2 separate regions of the Homo sapiens genome follow, and region 2 is linked to region 1. The links are chromatin contacts, found by Hi-C or POLR2A ChIA-PET in ENCODE. All regions are on one chromosome and are shown on one strand. The core of a region is the stretch at or near the end of the contact, and the rest is flanking DNA. Distances in the headings are between cores, read along the strand shown.

Region 1 (7,660 bases), core at 1,690-4,189:
GCAATTTCTCATTTGCTCCAGATACATTTCAAGTGCTCAACAGCCACATGTGGCAAGTGGCTGCCATTTTGTGCAGCACATATATGAAGATTTTCATCATTGTAGAAAATTGCATTGGACAGTGTAGAGAAAACATGATTCATAGAAAAACTATTGTTATTTAAATAGTGTTCTATATTAGTCAGTGGGATAATACCATATCATAGTTGAATGGCAATAGCAATTCTGTAAAACTCCCATGCTATATGTGATCTAATTTACTGCTTCTCAGTCTTTGCTACGCATTCCAATCCTGGGTATCCTGTTAAATTTATTTCTTCTAGTAGTTCTGAGATGGGCTGCCTTTCTACATTTCTAACAAGATCCCAGGTGATGCTGATGCCGCTGGATGGTAGATCACACTTTATAAAGCAAGGGGCTAGACTCTAGATATGCACTTTTTATTAAATAGTACAGCAGCCTGTAGCCACATGTGGCTATTAATCTTTGAAATGTGGGTAGTCTGAATTGTGATGTTCTGCAAATATAAAATATGCCACAGATTTCTAAGACTGAGCATGGAAAAGAAAATCTCCGTAATTTTTTATATTGATTGTATACTGCAGTGATAATATTTTGGATGTATCGGGTTAAATAAAATTGACTGATTTCACCTTTTTCCTATTTTAAAAGTGGCTACTAAGAAAATTTTAAATTACTTACATGACCGACATGGTATTTTTATTTGGCAGCGCTGCTCTAAGCTGTTGATGAAAAATATTGTTGGTGAGCTCTGCTTAGGTAATATGTAGGACACGAGCAGAGAGGAGGCACGTGAACAGTTCTGGCTGAAGTAGGCTTCATTGAGGCCGTGATGCTTTTAGCTGGATTTGAAGAAGTGGTAGTGAGCATCCCAGTGCACAGGATAGGAGGACAGTCTATATATTCTGAGCAGTAACTCATATATATCATACTGCAAGACCCCAAAGGAGTAATTTTTTGAAGTAAATATCTTATTTCTCCTTTTTAATGTTTCTATTTTGGGAATTTTTTTTTTTTTAGTAACCTTCATAGGGCTTGAGATTTAAAATTACCTGCAAAATTCTACTCTAAAAACTTGATCCTACATGCTTATTTATTTTGTGATAAATATTGGAAATTTTAAACCTAAGCAAGAAAATGAACTTTGAACTTTCTTAATTTGGGTATCTATTATGAATACCTTCACTTAAGTATTTATGAATTTAGATATGAAAGGTAAAACTAACCACTATCCAAATTAATATACAGTTCATTTCCAGAACCCTAGTTTCTTCCATGTGCTCACTCGCATTCAGTATTACAACCCCCAAAGATAAACACCTTACTGACTGCCTTCTCCATAAATTTGCCTGTTCTTGAACGTTATATACGTATACTTTTTTGTATCTGTTTTCTTTCAGTGAAGATTATGTCTGTATTATTTACTCATGTTGGGTGTAGTTGTTTTTTTCATCGTCGTATAATACTCCATTGTGTGAATGTATAAAGTATATCCTTTATTATTTATTGTAGATAAGCCTTTGGGTTTTCAGTTTTTTACTAACGGGAACATTCTTGTGCATGTCTTAGTAGACTTAGGCACTCATTGCTGTTGTGTGTGCATAAAGATATAAAGGTATTTGAGTTTATTTTATTTGATTTCTAGTGAGGTTGAACATGTCTTGTACTCAATAACTGTTCAGATTTCATTAAAGTCTTTTGGTAATCTTAATATTTTCTGTCATTTTCTTGCTGATTTATAGGAGTTTGAAAAATCTAATAATCCCCTACATTTTAGATATTGCAGACATTTTCTCCCCAGGTGAGCATCTGTTAAAGATGTGACATGCCCTCAATTTATTTTAGAATTCTTACATTGGCTTAGCTTCAAAATAAATTGCCTAAACCCATTTTACCTTCCTTTAAAGTAACACTTCAAAAATATCCTCTTCTGTTGTGAATATCTTCCCGGAAACTCTCTTTATCTTGAAAACAAAGGGGTAATGGAGGTACTAGAGAATATCTCTAGTAGGATTTTTAAGACAGGCCTGTGCACCACTGTTAAATATCTTTTCTGTACCAAAAAGAAGACCTGTAACATTTGAGAACCAGATTGATCCTTAGTAGAATCCTGTAGAAGTCCTCTTTCCTGATTGAACCATAGAGGTGTATTCCTTTATATACTGAAAACTAGCTGAAGATAATCTAAACTCTTGTGCCCAGTTAGGAAAGAACATGCCATATTATGGACAGGGTCAGAGTCATTCAAGAAGCCTGAATATAGTTAGAAAATGAGAATGTAATCTTTTTAATAGTTGGCTGGCTCTTTACCAAGCCCAGTAGTCTTGAAGATATAGGGGAAATAGTGTAAACGGTTGTCAAGATGAATCTAAAATGGAAATTAATCAGTTCCCTAGAATAGATTGAGAAATTAGCTTTAGGAAAAAGATAAATTTCACACACACTGTACCATGGAAGGTACAGTGCTGATTCAGACAGACTGGGAATGGTCTCATTTTTAAGTGGTGATGTGAGGTACTTCACTGAGCATTGTGACAGGCACGGGCTTGGGAAGAGCCTATTAGGAAATGGGAGAGGCATGAGACTAAGGAGCACATAAGAGTAATATTAGCAGAGAAATTCTTTTTGAGGTTGAAGGTCATGAATTTTATGGTATAGGAATAGAAAGAGGGGTTAATCCAGAATGGGATTTGAGTTGGAAAGGGAAAGAAATAAAGGTTTTGGGAAGGAGGTTGCTAATAGAAAATGAGAGGGGCAAGGGATTTGAGGTCTCAGTAAGGAGACAGGGATATGAGGAGTGGAGAGGTTCAGAATAGAAAGCCAAATTAGAGTTTTGGGATCAACTTTCTTCTCAGTAAAGTAGTCCTGGGTCTTCGTGAGAAGGAAGTATTCTTCAGGCATAACTGTTCTACTATTGGTTACTTCCTCTTTCATTGTCTTGTGGAACACGATGAAACATTTAAGATGATATTCATCTTTTGAGCCAATAAATAAGGGAAATAGATAGTTTTTGTGTTTGAGCTAAGTGGAGTATCTCAGGCCATTCCAATGTCTTCAGAGTTTTGGCTGTAATGCTACCTCTTGAGCAAGTGTAGGTAGAGGTAAGCTCTTGACAGAAAATTTTAACCCTCTCTTCAAAATGTTATATGCTTAATTAAATAACTTCTTAATTTACCTTAATAAATGGCGTATAAACATTAAGTTAGAAAAGGTTAGTGTATATGAAGCTGTATAATCAACATTGTTTGACTTTTTTTCCTCAGATTGTAAAACTGAAAACTCAGTATACTAATACTCTTGTATACTGTATACACTCAGTATTAGAAAATGAGTACCTTTGATTTCTGGAATCTCGGATGCCAAAAGAGGTCTCAATAGATGAATTATACATAGATGATTCATAGACGATAGTTTTAGTTTTATTTATTTTTCAGGGAAAAACATTTGACAATGTTCTTGATTCATTTTTTTGGTATTAAATTATGCAGCTAATCTTAGAGAACCCTGAGTGATGCCATAAAAGATGTTGATGTGGCCTGCTTAAGGAAAGTGCACGGGAAAGTGGCCATTTGGAATAGATTTGTTAAGAAAAGTTTGAAATTCTTGGACTCGAACTAATTTGTTTTCCATGGATCCCATGAGGATACTTGTAAAAGCAGATGATAGGGTCCAGTTGGATCCTGTGAATGGCACTAGTTTGCAGTTATGTTTTCTGGATCTCTTCCATATGTCGCTGACTTCTTTGTATTTGACCATGTATGGACATACAGAATTTCATAGGCCAGAGAAGAAAAGAAGCTTTATAAACATTCCTTATGTGTGTAAAATACAAATCTTCATTTGTCTTAGCAAGTCAATAAGTAATTAAGTTGTTGAACTGATTTTTTTTTTAAACAGGGAAATATCTTAAAATTTAAGCTGTTAGGTTAAAATGTGTGTTTGGTATACAGCATATTACTGAAGGTAGAATGGGCTTCATTTGGTAATAAAGGAACCAGAAATATTTTTAAGTAAAATTGGGAGATGATTCATGTAGATTAACTATATTTTTGTATCACTTTCTAGAATACAGTACTATGTTGTTTAAAAGAGTAAGTAGGTAAAGGAGTGGTATAATTACTTTGGATATTTCTGCGTCAGCCACAGTTACCATGAATAAATGATCTGTCTTTATAAAGGAGATGGAAGTGAATTCAAGATATTGAGATGTTAGATTTGACTGGGTTGTCCTTTGACTAGAAGATCACCAGATAAAGAAAATGTAAACTTCCTAAACCAGATAAGATGATATTGTTAAAAAATTTTTTTGGCCCAGCACTTTGGGAGGCTGAAATGGGAAGATTGCTTGAACCCAGGAGTTTGAAGCTGCAGTAAGCTATGATCTACCATGCACTCCAGCCTGGGCAACAGAGTGAGACCCTGACTAAAAAAAAAAATTTTTTTTCCTTTGGTTCTCATGATTTCACACTGATGAATCTGATTGTTTTCTCTGAGTCATTTTGCCTCTCTCATGTTATTAGGGTAACCTGATAATAGACATGTTATCTGAGTTATGTGGTATGTAACAGTGATCTTCTAAATGATGTGCATCCATCACTGATACTGAGGATGATCAGAAACTATTACAACTCTTATTTATTGATCTTTACTTTTAATCTACAGATAAATGATAATACATATTAATACTTAATATTCAGATTGCCAATAGTATATATTTGGTGGGTAAATATCTTTTGGATCTGCAAAATTTTCACTGATAGTTTGTATCAGGATCAAAGCAGTTTGAAGAACATTAATCTAAAAGATAAGACTTTGGCATCTCATTTCTCTAAAAGATAAGTCATGCATGTACACACTCAGGCAATTTTTTTCAGTTTTATAAGTTTTATTCTTGATAATAAAATTCTTTTAACAGAAAACTCTTGATTGCTATAGACCTCTGCTGTGTATTCAGTAGTCACTAGCCACATGTGGCTATTTAAGTTAATTCAAATTAAATAAAATTAAATATCAGTTCCTTATTTGCACTAGTCAGATTTTAAGGAGTAAGTAGCCACATGGGCAAGTGGCTACCATATTGGACAGTGTGGATACACAACAATTCCATCATCTCAGAAAGTGTTATTGGATAGTGTGGCTACAGACTTTTCTTGCTCAGCAATCTTAGTCTCCGCATGTTAGTCTCTTCATGCATTAGGTAGCATCTATAAAACATGCCAAAAGGAAATAGGCTATCTCTAAAAGTGTCCCAAACTTTTTGTCTTGTAAATTAGCTTATCAGCATACTTGGAGCCTCTTGCCTTAAAAAGGACTTGATATAAATGTGTATCAGGAGAAAGCCTATCTTATGAAGGAATTATTCCCTTTTTATTTGAATCCATGTTTGCTTTATCTTCGGCTCCTGAAAACTGATACTTTGCATTTAACAGCAGCATATGCCCAGGATGAATGATAATACATCTCCTGATACAGAGCTTGAGGTTACAGAATATCTTAAATTGTTCCAGGAACTGTTGTTATCATTTAAGTCCAATAATCAGTAAGATTTCACCCTACCAGAATACACTTTTTTTTATTAACTGTCTGGACCTTTGCTGATTACATTGTCCGGAATGTGGAGTATCGCATTTGAGAAGAGGATTGGATCCTAGCCATAACATAAATATAAGGGTAATTACATCCATGCTGAGAAAGATTTAGGAATGATAGTAAGTTCATTTGAGTGAGTGGTTTGGGCCAAACTTGATAGAGAATAGTCCAGGAAGACATTTACTATAAACAGTAGATTAAATGTTCTTGCCTGGTTAATTACATTTGAACTCTGTTAATGACTGAATCACTCAAACTGCTTAATTGTATTATTAGATGCACATTTAAGTTATGTATTACATGTCTTTAGTGGTGATCAGAATTTTATCAGTTCCTCTGTCTTTCTTTATACCAAGTATGACTCATAAACCCAGTATTAATTTGCCAAGAGATTGGCATACTATTTGTATATATGCTTTTCTTTCAAATAATCTGGATTCCCAATGCCCACAATCATTGATCCTAAAGAAAATGTGAGAGTAGGTAGATAAACTCAAACATCCCTACCATCACCCCTGGTAGGAAATCACTGGTGTAATGTATGATATTAACATCTGCACCAATTACTCTTATAGGTGGAACAATCCAAAGTTTTAATCAGAGAAGGTGGTGTTCAGTTGCTGCTTACAATAGTTGATACCCCAGTATTTGGAGATGCAGTGGATAACAGTAATTGGTAAAAAGGATTTGTCCTCACAACTTTCCAGTGTATTTGGGGTACTGGGGTGGTTAAACTTTCTCTTCTTAACATTTTAAAACTCTTCTTAGCAAAGGTCACCAAACTTCAAGTAACATGACAGGTTTGTATACCAACTTTGCCACTTATTTGACAAAGTTTAACTTCAAAGTTAAACAAAGAAGTTTAACTTCTTTGAACCCATTTACTTTTTGATAAAATGGAGATAATACCTATCATAAAATTGTTTTGAAGACATATTCCAAAATAACGTAGCTAGATAGAAGAATTCTCATTATTGGAAGAAATTTAAAATGCTTTGCTTTAATTTTATCCATTTGTATAAATTCTATCACAATCCTAATTTAAACCTGATATTTAGACCTTCAGTTTTTCCATAAGTCCTAAGTGAAGAAAACAACTATGAAATTTTAGTCTGAAGTAATTATCTTAGTATTTTATAAATAACTTTAATTTTGTTTGAATTCACATTGTTTTTGAGGTATTTTTCTGTCAACTCTTAAAACTCCTAAGTTCATCATGAAGTTTTTATATTATTTAAGTAATCTCTCATTTGAAATTTGAAACTGAATATAATCGTTTTCATATTATGAAGTGTGTTATTAATACACTTACTAGTGCCAATAGTATGCTAATAATTTAGCTGTGTTTCAACAATAAATATTTTCTTTCATTTGGAAAGTTTTGAAATAATGAATAAAGATTTATTCAACACAATTTATATTTTTGAATCTTTATATAGAATAACTTGACATATCTTCCATTGGTTAATTCATTTTGCCTATTTGAAAATATTGATTATTGTCCTTTAACAGTCATCAGTTAATTCATATGTAGAATTGCAACTTAATTGTTTTGTTTATTTGCATTCTATAGCTGGCAGCCTGCTATCAATTACATTGATAGTAAATTTGAGGACTACCTAAATGCAGAATCGCAAGTGAACAGATGTCAGATGCCTGGTAACAGGGTGCAGTGTTGTTTATACTTCATTGCTCCTTCAGGACATGGGTCAGTAACCTGATACTTCTGATTCCTTTTTGTTGTTGTTGCTTACTGTTACCTTTATGTGCATATTTGAGTAATCTTTAAGTTTGTGAAGTACATACAACTATACCCATTATTAAGTACCAAATTTCATGTAGAAATGTCTTAGTTGAAAAGCCTTTTTAAGTCCTGTGCAAGCTAACAGTGATTTTACTCCTTAGTTCTTATTCATAAGGATTTTCCCTGCTTCATGGAAATAAACAGTGTTGCCACCATGGTTTGAGGTCTCAATGTGGCAAATTTAGCTTTCATGTTGAACTACCAAATAAAGAGAAGCAGCCAAACCAGTTAGACATATTCAAAATA
Region 2 (7,660 bases), core at 1,469-3,968, 330 kb after region 1:
ATTAAAATTAAATTAAATATATAGCTAAGTGAAAATTTATTTAAAATATTGTGTAAGACTATCTTCAGGCTATGTGTGTAAGGTGTATATGAAACATAAATAAACTTCATGTTTAACTTGGGTCCCATCCCCAAATATCTCATTATGTATATGCAAACATTCCAAAACCTGAAAAAAATCAATCTGAAACATTTTTTGGTCTTAAGCATTTAGAATAAGGGATATTCATTTGTACTTTTATAATGAACCAAAGTGAAAGCTATAGAGGAAAACTGATAATGTCAAACGCTGAAAAGAGTCAAGTGTGAGGACAGAGAAGAGGCCACTAGATCCAGTAATTAGGAGTCACTGCTCAGAAACCTCAATAAAGTGAAGGAGCAAGTTGTGGGACGCGGGAACATCCAGAGGAAGAGTAATTCAGAGTGACTGAACAACGAGAACAAAGGTCCTGTGCTTGGCATGTTTGAGAAGGTCTGTGTGGCTGGGACAGGAGAGGAAAAGTAAACTAGGACAACAGAGGCCAGAATATGCAGGGCTTTTCAGACTGGGTTTTACTCTAGATGTCTGTGACTCCACTGAAAGGTTTTGAGCAGGGCTATGGCAAGCTCTGATTTCCCCCCCCTTTTTTTTAGTTATACTTTAAGTTCTGGGATACATGTGCAGAACATGCGGGTTTGTTACATAGGTATACAGGTGCCATGGTGGTTTCCTGCACCCATCAACCCGTCATCTACATTAGGTATTTTTCCTAATGCTATCCCTCCCCTAGCCCGATTTTTCCCTTTAAAAGGATGTCTTGGCCACGCCTGTAATCCCAGCACTTTGGGAGGCTGAGGCGGGCAGATCACCTGAGGTCAGGAGTTCGAGACTAGCCTGGCCAACATGGTGAAATCCCATCCCTACTAAAAATACAAAAAGTAGCCAGGCGTGATGGCATGCACTTGTAATCCCACGTACTCGGGAGGCTGAGGCAGGAGAATCACTTGAACCCAGGAGGCAGAGGTTGCAGTGAGCAGAAAAAAAAAAAAAAATTAGATGTCTCTGGCTGCTCTGTGGGGAATAGGCTTTAGGTAAAAGCAGAATCAGAGAGATCAGTTAGGAGGCTATTGTAATAGTATAAGGTAGAGATGATGGTTTGGACTAAGATGGTTACAGGGAAAGACAGTAAGAAGTACTTGGAATATATTTTGAAAGTAAAGCCAACCAGGCTGTTGACAGATGGTATACAGGAAATGAAAGACTCAGAATGATCCTTAAGGTTTTTGGCCTTAACAACAGGACGAACGGTAGTATCATTTACTGAGATACAGAACACTAAGAAAGGGCAGATTTGAAGGAAGAAAAAAATCACAAATTCCACTTGGCCATTTTAATTTGGAGATATGCTGACTAGGCAGCTGGATATATCAATCTGTACTTCAAGATAAAATCTGGACTGGAGATATAAAGTTAGCAGTCATAAATATACAGAGGCCAGTGCAGCAGCTTGCACCGGTAATCCCAGCACTTTGGGAGGCTGAGGCCCGATCGCTTGAGCCCAGGAGTTAGAGACCAGCCAGAGTAACATAGTGGAACCCCGTCTCTACAAATAATAATAATAATAATAAATTAGCCAGGTGTGGTGGTGCACACCTGTAGTCCCAGCTACTGGGGAGGCTGAGGAGGGAGGATCACTTGAGTCAGGGAGGCCGAGGGTGCAGTGAGTTATGATTGTGCCCATAAACAGCCACTGCACTCTAGCCTGGGCAACAGAGCGAGACTATGTCTCAGAAAAATAAAAATAAAATGAAATAAATACATAGATAATAGAGTATGTAGATACTACTCAAAGGTTATTACACTAAATGAGATCACATAGGAAGTATGGATAGATAAGAAAGGTGTATGAGGAAAGAGGAGGAAGGGGAGGTAAGAGAACAGTGGCACAGAGCACTTCCAACATTTACAAGTTGGTAGGAAAAGATGGGTCCGAAAAGGAGATTGTTTAGGGGCTGGTGAAGTGAAAGAAAAACAAGGAGAATGTGTAGCTCACAAATTCCTAAGTGAAGAAAATTCTCTCCCACCTTTTAACTCAGACTGCTTGCTTACATTCTGAGGTATTTGCCACACACTGCTTTTTACTGATGGTCATGAAAATGAGAAAACCGTAGGCAAAGTGCCTGTTACTGTTGCCAGACCCATGTTATCTCGTTTTAGTGTGTAAGTTCCTTGAGAACGGAAATTAACATATTATTTATGCCACCCCTTCTCAAGGACCTCTTACAATGCGAGCGTTTGAAGACCATTCCTGTGCTAACTTCACAAGCCAAAGAGGTTAAAATTCAAAGGCTACCTCCACTCTACTGAATGATCTGCGCTGAAGACGACCAGACAACTTGGGCAGCCCTACCAAGCTGCACCCTCCCACCATCCCCGGCTTCTCCCTGAGACTCCGCACCAACGTGGGTAGGGAAGGCCCCGGCAGCACCAACTAAGGAGAAACAGACGCACGCCCAGACCCAGACTGGGGAAAGAAGACTAGTTGAGTTCCACCTGGATGCCACCCGACAAAAGGGGAGTGGCACCCTGGGGCAGCGATCGGGGCCCTTGGCGAGGCCAAGCGGTGCAGAATACACACCTGGATGACTCGCTGCTTGAGTTTATTATCCACGAACCCTGCAGGTCTGGGCTTCATCGCGTCGGTCTTCCAAGCCACAGCTCGGACCGCCAGCTCCTAGTCAACCGGGGGCCTCGTAGGGGTTGCCCGCCGCGATCGCCGGGCCAGTTGCACCTGAAATGCGCCCCTCCTGGGGCCTAGCCCGCGCCGTTTCCGTCAGAATAAAAGTAATGCGAATGAAGGGGAAAAAATTCCGAGGAGAGGGAGAAGACTTGAAAACCTCAGGGAGTTTCTAGGGGCCTTATTTTGCAGGCCTGCCCAGTGGACCCTGGAAGATTAGGACCCCTTTGAACGCGCTCAACTTTATTGGTTCCCCGCCGGGCGAACCAGGTGGGAGGAAGTTCCTACCCCGGCGCGGTGTGCGGAGACGCTGTCAACGGCGTCCTCTGGAAAACTTGGTTTGCTTTCCTCAGGCGTTCCAGCCACACCTCATTCTGATACAAAGCTAGTCTTCGCAAAACCAGCCACGGTAGATACTTGGAGTGATAAAATCAGGGTAAAAACACACCACCAGCCGCTGCTTGCTTTCCCACGTAGTTATCTTACATTTTAGAGGCCCGACAAAAGGGCTAGGTGAAAAAGAAAAGGAAGGACGGATTTATCCAGATAACTAAGTCATTTGTTACTTTTAGAACTCGTTTGACTTACGCTGTTATCATCGGCAGGTAATTTGTTGAATATATCCAGTGCAGGACTCCTTGGCCCAGAATTTTATCAAACGTTTGTATTTGCCCCAAGAAGTTTATCCTGCACTTAGGGAGACACAAAGGGACAGTTACCAAGCATTAAAAAAAAAATGCTGGCTTTAGTTTCTGTCTTCTTGTTTATTTCAACCGTGTTTTGAGTATTCTTATTTCAGGTCCTCCTTGGCTTATGACAAGGTTAAGTGCAGTGTATTAAGGGGCAGAGGGGAGAGAAAATGGAATTAAGAGAAGGGCGTGAGGCCGGGCACGGTGGCTCACACCTGTAATCCCAGCACTTTGGGAGGCCGAGGCGGGCAGATCACTTGAGGTCAGGAGTTCACGACCAGCCTGGCCAACATGGTGAAACCTTGTCTCTACTAAAAATATAAAAATTAGCACTGAATTAAGTATTAGATTTCCCACTCAAAATATTGATCCGTTTGGTTGCAACTTCATTTCCTACTTCTTCACTATGTGTAGTTTTATTTTTTATTTTTTTAGTTGTAAAATATAAGAACATTCACCATCTTAAACATTTTAAAGTGTGCAGTTTAGTGATAATACATTCATAATATGCAACCATCACTGCCATCTAGTTCCAGAACTCTTTTCATCTTGTACAACTAAAACTCTATACTAATTAAAAAATAACTCCCCATTCCTCCCTCCCCCCAGCCCCTGGCAACTACCATTCTACTTACTGTCTTTATGATTTTGACTACACTAACTTCCTCATATAAGTGGAATCTTCCAGTATTTGACTTTTGTGACTGGCTTGTTTCTTAGCTTAATGCCCTCATATAGCATGTGTTAGAATTTCCTTCTTTCTTTTCTTTTTTTTTTTTTTTTTTTTTTGATACAGAGTCTTGCTCTGTTGCCCAGGCTGGAGTGCAGTGGCGCAATCTCAGCTCACTGCAACCTTCGCCTCCTGGGTTCAAGAGATTCTACCACCTCAGCCTCCCAAGTAGTTGGGACTACAGGTGTGTACCACCACACCCGGCTAATTTTTTGTATTTTTAGTAGAAATGGCGTTTTGCCATGTTGGCCAGGCTGATCTCCAACTCCTGACCTGAGGTGATCCACCTGCCTTGGCCTCCCAAAGTGCTGGGATTACAGGTATAAGCCACCGCACCTGGCCTTTCCTTCACTTTTAAGGCTGAATAAAATTTGGCTCTTTTGTTGCCATTCTGCCTTTTGCCATGGGATGACACAGCAAGAAGGCCCTCACCAAATAACAACTCCTTGATATTGGACTTTCCAGCCTTCTTGCATTCATTCAACAAGTGTTTATTGAGTGCCTACCAGTTTCAGTCTCTGCTCTGCGCTTTAGGCTTGTGGGGAAAAGTGGAAGAATTATAACTAACTTTTTATAACATTTAAAAAATTTGATTAGGTATTTATGTGCTTGATTAAATGTTAGCAAAGATTCCCTACAGCATATAGTACAAATGTAGTCAATGCTCAGTAATTTTTAAAATGAAATGTAATTCTGTGCATGCCAAATGTCCAACATAGAATGAAAACACACTGAGGCCAGGCATGGTGGCTCATGCCTATACTACCAGCACTTTGGGAGGCAGAGGCAGGTGGATCACCTGAGGTCAGGAGTTCAAGACTAGCCTGACCAATGTGGTGAAACCCTGTCTCTATTAAAAATACAAAATTATCCGGGTGTGGTGGCCCATGCCTGTAATCCTAGCTACTTGGGAGGCTGAGGCAGGAGAATCACTTGAACCTGGGAGGCAGAGGTTGCAGTGAGCTGAGATTGCGCCATTGCACTCTAGCCTGGGCAACAAGAGCAAAACTCCATCTCAAAAAAACGAACAAATAAACAACCACATTGAAAGGCCTAGTAGTATCATGACATGTACTAGGCAATATAGTTTATTAGTCTATAATTTGTCATAGAATACTATCCTACACTTAGGGTTGACTTCATGGGTATGTGACCTCTGCAGTCACACAGGGCCCTGTGCTCAGAAGGGCCCCACAGGTGGTTTAATGCTGTACTGTTGCCATCTTGAAATGCTTTCTGAATAAGCTGTCCCTTATTTTCATTTTGCACTGGGTCTTACAAATTATGTAACCAGCCATTCATATGTAAACTTGAAGTACTCTAGAATGCTGCCTTCTTCTTCTTTTTCTTCTTTTTTTTTTTAGGTGGAGTCTCACTATATTGCCAGGCTAGAGTGCAGTGGTACGATCTTGGCTCACTGTAACCTCCGCCTCCCGGGTTCAAGCGATTCTTCTGCCTCAGCCTCCCAAGTAGCTGGGACTCCAGGTGCATGCCACCATGCCCAGCTAATTTTTGTATTTTTAGTAGAGACAGGGTTTCACCATATTGGCCAGGCTCGTCTTGAACTCCTGACCTCGTGATTCGCCTGTCTCGGCCTCTCAAAGTGCTGGGATTACAGGCATGAGCCACTGCACCCAGCCACCTCCTTCTTAAAGGCAGGGAATGTGTTGTTCATCTCACTACTGCTTCAGGTGCAGAAGGCAATAATTGAAAGTGAATTAATACTAGATGATAATATGCTTGAACATTTCTCGTTGGAATTATTTCATCAATTATTGCCCTGAAGACCATTTTACATTGATTCCAATGTTTGGATTTACAATATCATGCATCAAAACCAAAAAGATTACTGAACAGTAACCTAAGTGCATATACACTTTAAGCACTTCCTTTTTTAATTGAAGCATCCTCCATTCTTTGGTGGTGTAACCCCACCTAGTGGTAGTGGCGTATTTTATCTTTTGTCTTTCACACTTTCTCCTAAACCTCATACAGTATTTCACAAGCAAACAGCTTCTGGTCTAATTGTGCTTCATAACTAGGGTGATTTATGTCCAGATTTGCTCAGGACAGTCCTGATTTTTGATTCAGCAAAATTATTGCTAGTATCCCCTTTGTGGAAATACATGAAGACCAAATACATAAGAAGAGGTGAAGACTATTTGTTCAGAGTTTGCTATAACAAGGGAGTCAGCCACCATCACTTGTGTTTTGGCAGAGCCTCAAAGACAGGCAGAGGAGTGGGAAAACTTTATGGTGGGGAATAGGGGAAGGCTTCAGGTACGCCCTAACTGAAGACTGTTGTCATAGGGAAGCTATAGGTGGGCTAAATAGAACTAGCAGAGCATCCTATGTGTTTGGTTGGGATGCACAGTTGGTTTTCTTTTTGGTCCTATGTTGACAGCAGGTCCAAAAATTAGAAAAGCTATCATTTATTAATAAAGTTTTTGCCATCTGGGGCCGTTTGTTACAGGGGTTGTTGCTGGGTTCCTGGATTGTTTGCTAGTGATAGTGATCTAACTTCCTACATGTCTGACTTGTAGATGATATATTGGTTTTCTGGTCTGGTTGCTGCAGATTGTGAGTCAGAGTTCTATTTTTGCATTTGGTCTGGCCATTTTTCATTCACATGTTCAGTGTCTTCCTTTTATCTCTCAAAAAGGTTCTAGTTTGGACAATGTATGACCACTCTATGTATAGTAGGAACATGGAGAAAAAGATGAAGTTTGCATGTCAGAGGATCCTTACTGAGATGCAAAAATGAGGCTTCCTGCTTGCTGGGAGCTGGAGACTGAGTTCTGTTCTGTTATGTTCTTTTCTTTTCTTTTTCGAGACAGGGTTATATGGTTTGGCTATGTCGCCACTCAAATCTCATCTTGAATTGTGGCTTCCATAATTCTTATGAATTGTAGGAAGGACCTAGTGGCAGATAAATGAATCATGGGGGTGGTTTCCCCCATACTGTTCTGGTGGTAGTGAATAAGTCTCATGAGATCTGATGATTTTATAAGGTGTTTCCTCTTTTGCTTGGCTCTAATTCTGTCTCATCTGCCATCATGTAAGACGTGCCTTTACTCTTCCACCATGATTGTGAGACCTCCCCAGCCACGAGGAACTATAGGTCCATTAAGTCTGTTTTTCTTTATAAATTACCCAGTCTTGGGTATGTCTTTATCAGCAGTGTGAAAATTGACTAATACAGAGCATCCCACTCTGTCGACCAGGCTAGAGTGCAGTGGCATGATTTCAGCTCACTGCAACCTCTGCTTCCCTGTTTTTTTTGTTTTTGTTTTTGTTTTTTTGAGATGTAGTCTTGCTCTGTCGCCCAGGCTGGAGTGCAGTGGCACGATCTCAGCTCACTGCATCCTCCGCCTCCCAAGTGCAAGCAATTCTCTGCTTCAGCCTCCCGAGTAGCTGGGATTGCAAGTGCCCACCATCACACCCAGCTAATTTTTTTGTATTTTTAATAGAGATGGGGTTTCATCATCTTGGCCAGGCTGGTCTTGAACTCCTGACCTCGTGATC

The links. Hi-C counts contacts between places; a loop is a spot of excess contacts on that map. ChIA-PET counts read pairs that join two places held with the same protein, here RNA polymerase II (POLR2A). Pooled maps may share reads with other maps.
Region 2: a loop to region 1 is called in a map of CD4-positive, alpha-beta T cell, with 7 times the contacts of the local background. The contact joins the promoter of NVL here to the enhancer-like site in region 1. A Hi-C loop is called at or near these places in 7 of 168 maps with a recorded cell type or tissue (B cell, CD4-positive, alpha-beta T cell, CD8-positive, alpha-beta T cell and 4 more), 25 of 37 single-sample maps with no recorded cell type and 21 of 50 pooled maps. POLR2A ChIA-PET finds 5 or more read pairs at or near these places in 3 of 52 experiments (CD4-positive, alpha-beta T cell, MCF 10A and activated B cell).

What each region holds. Positions count from the first base shown.
Region 1 is chr1:223,996,337-224,003,996 of GRCh38, forward strand. It overlaps the pseudogene SEPTIN7P13. Among named protein-coding and RNA genes, the nearest start is that of FBXO28, 110 kb to the right of the region's middle. Within about 2 kb of position 2,940, at least 3 of the 41 ENCODE cell types and tissues checked have a DNase peak (open chromatin) inside an H3K27ac peak, as active enhancers do; they include B cell, where a contact is called at or near this core.
Region 2 is chr1:224,327,454-224,335,113 of GRCh38, forward strand. It overlaps NVL (nuclear VCP like), which reads right to left and starts at 2,719. Exons shown (of 23, transcript NM_002533.4): 1 at 2,618-2,719. The coding sequence starts at 2,674. RefSeq lists enhancers at 2,287-2,426, 2,477-2,526, 2,717-2,766, 2,787-2,936, 6,594-6,888.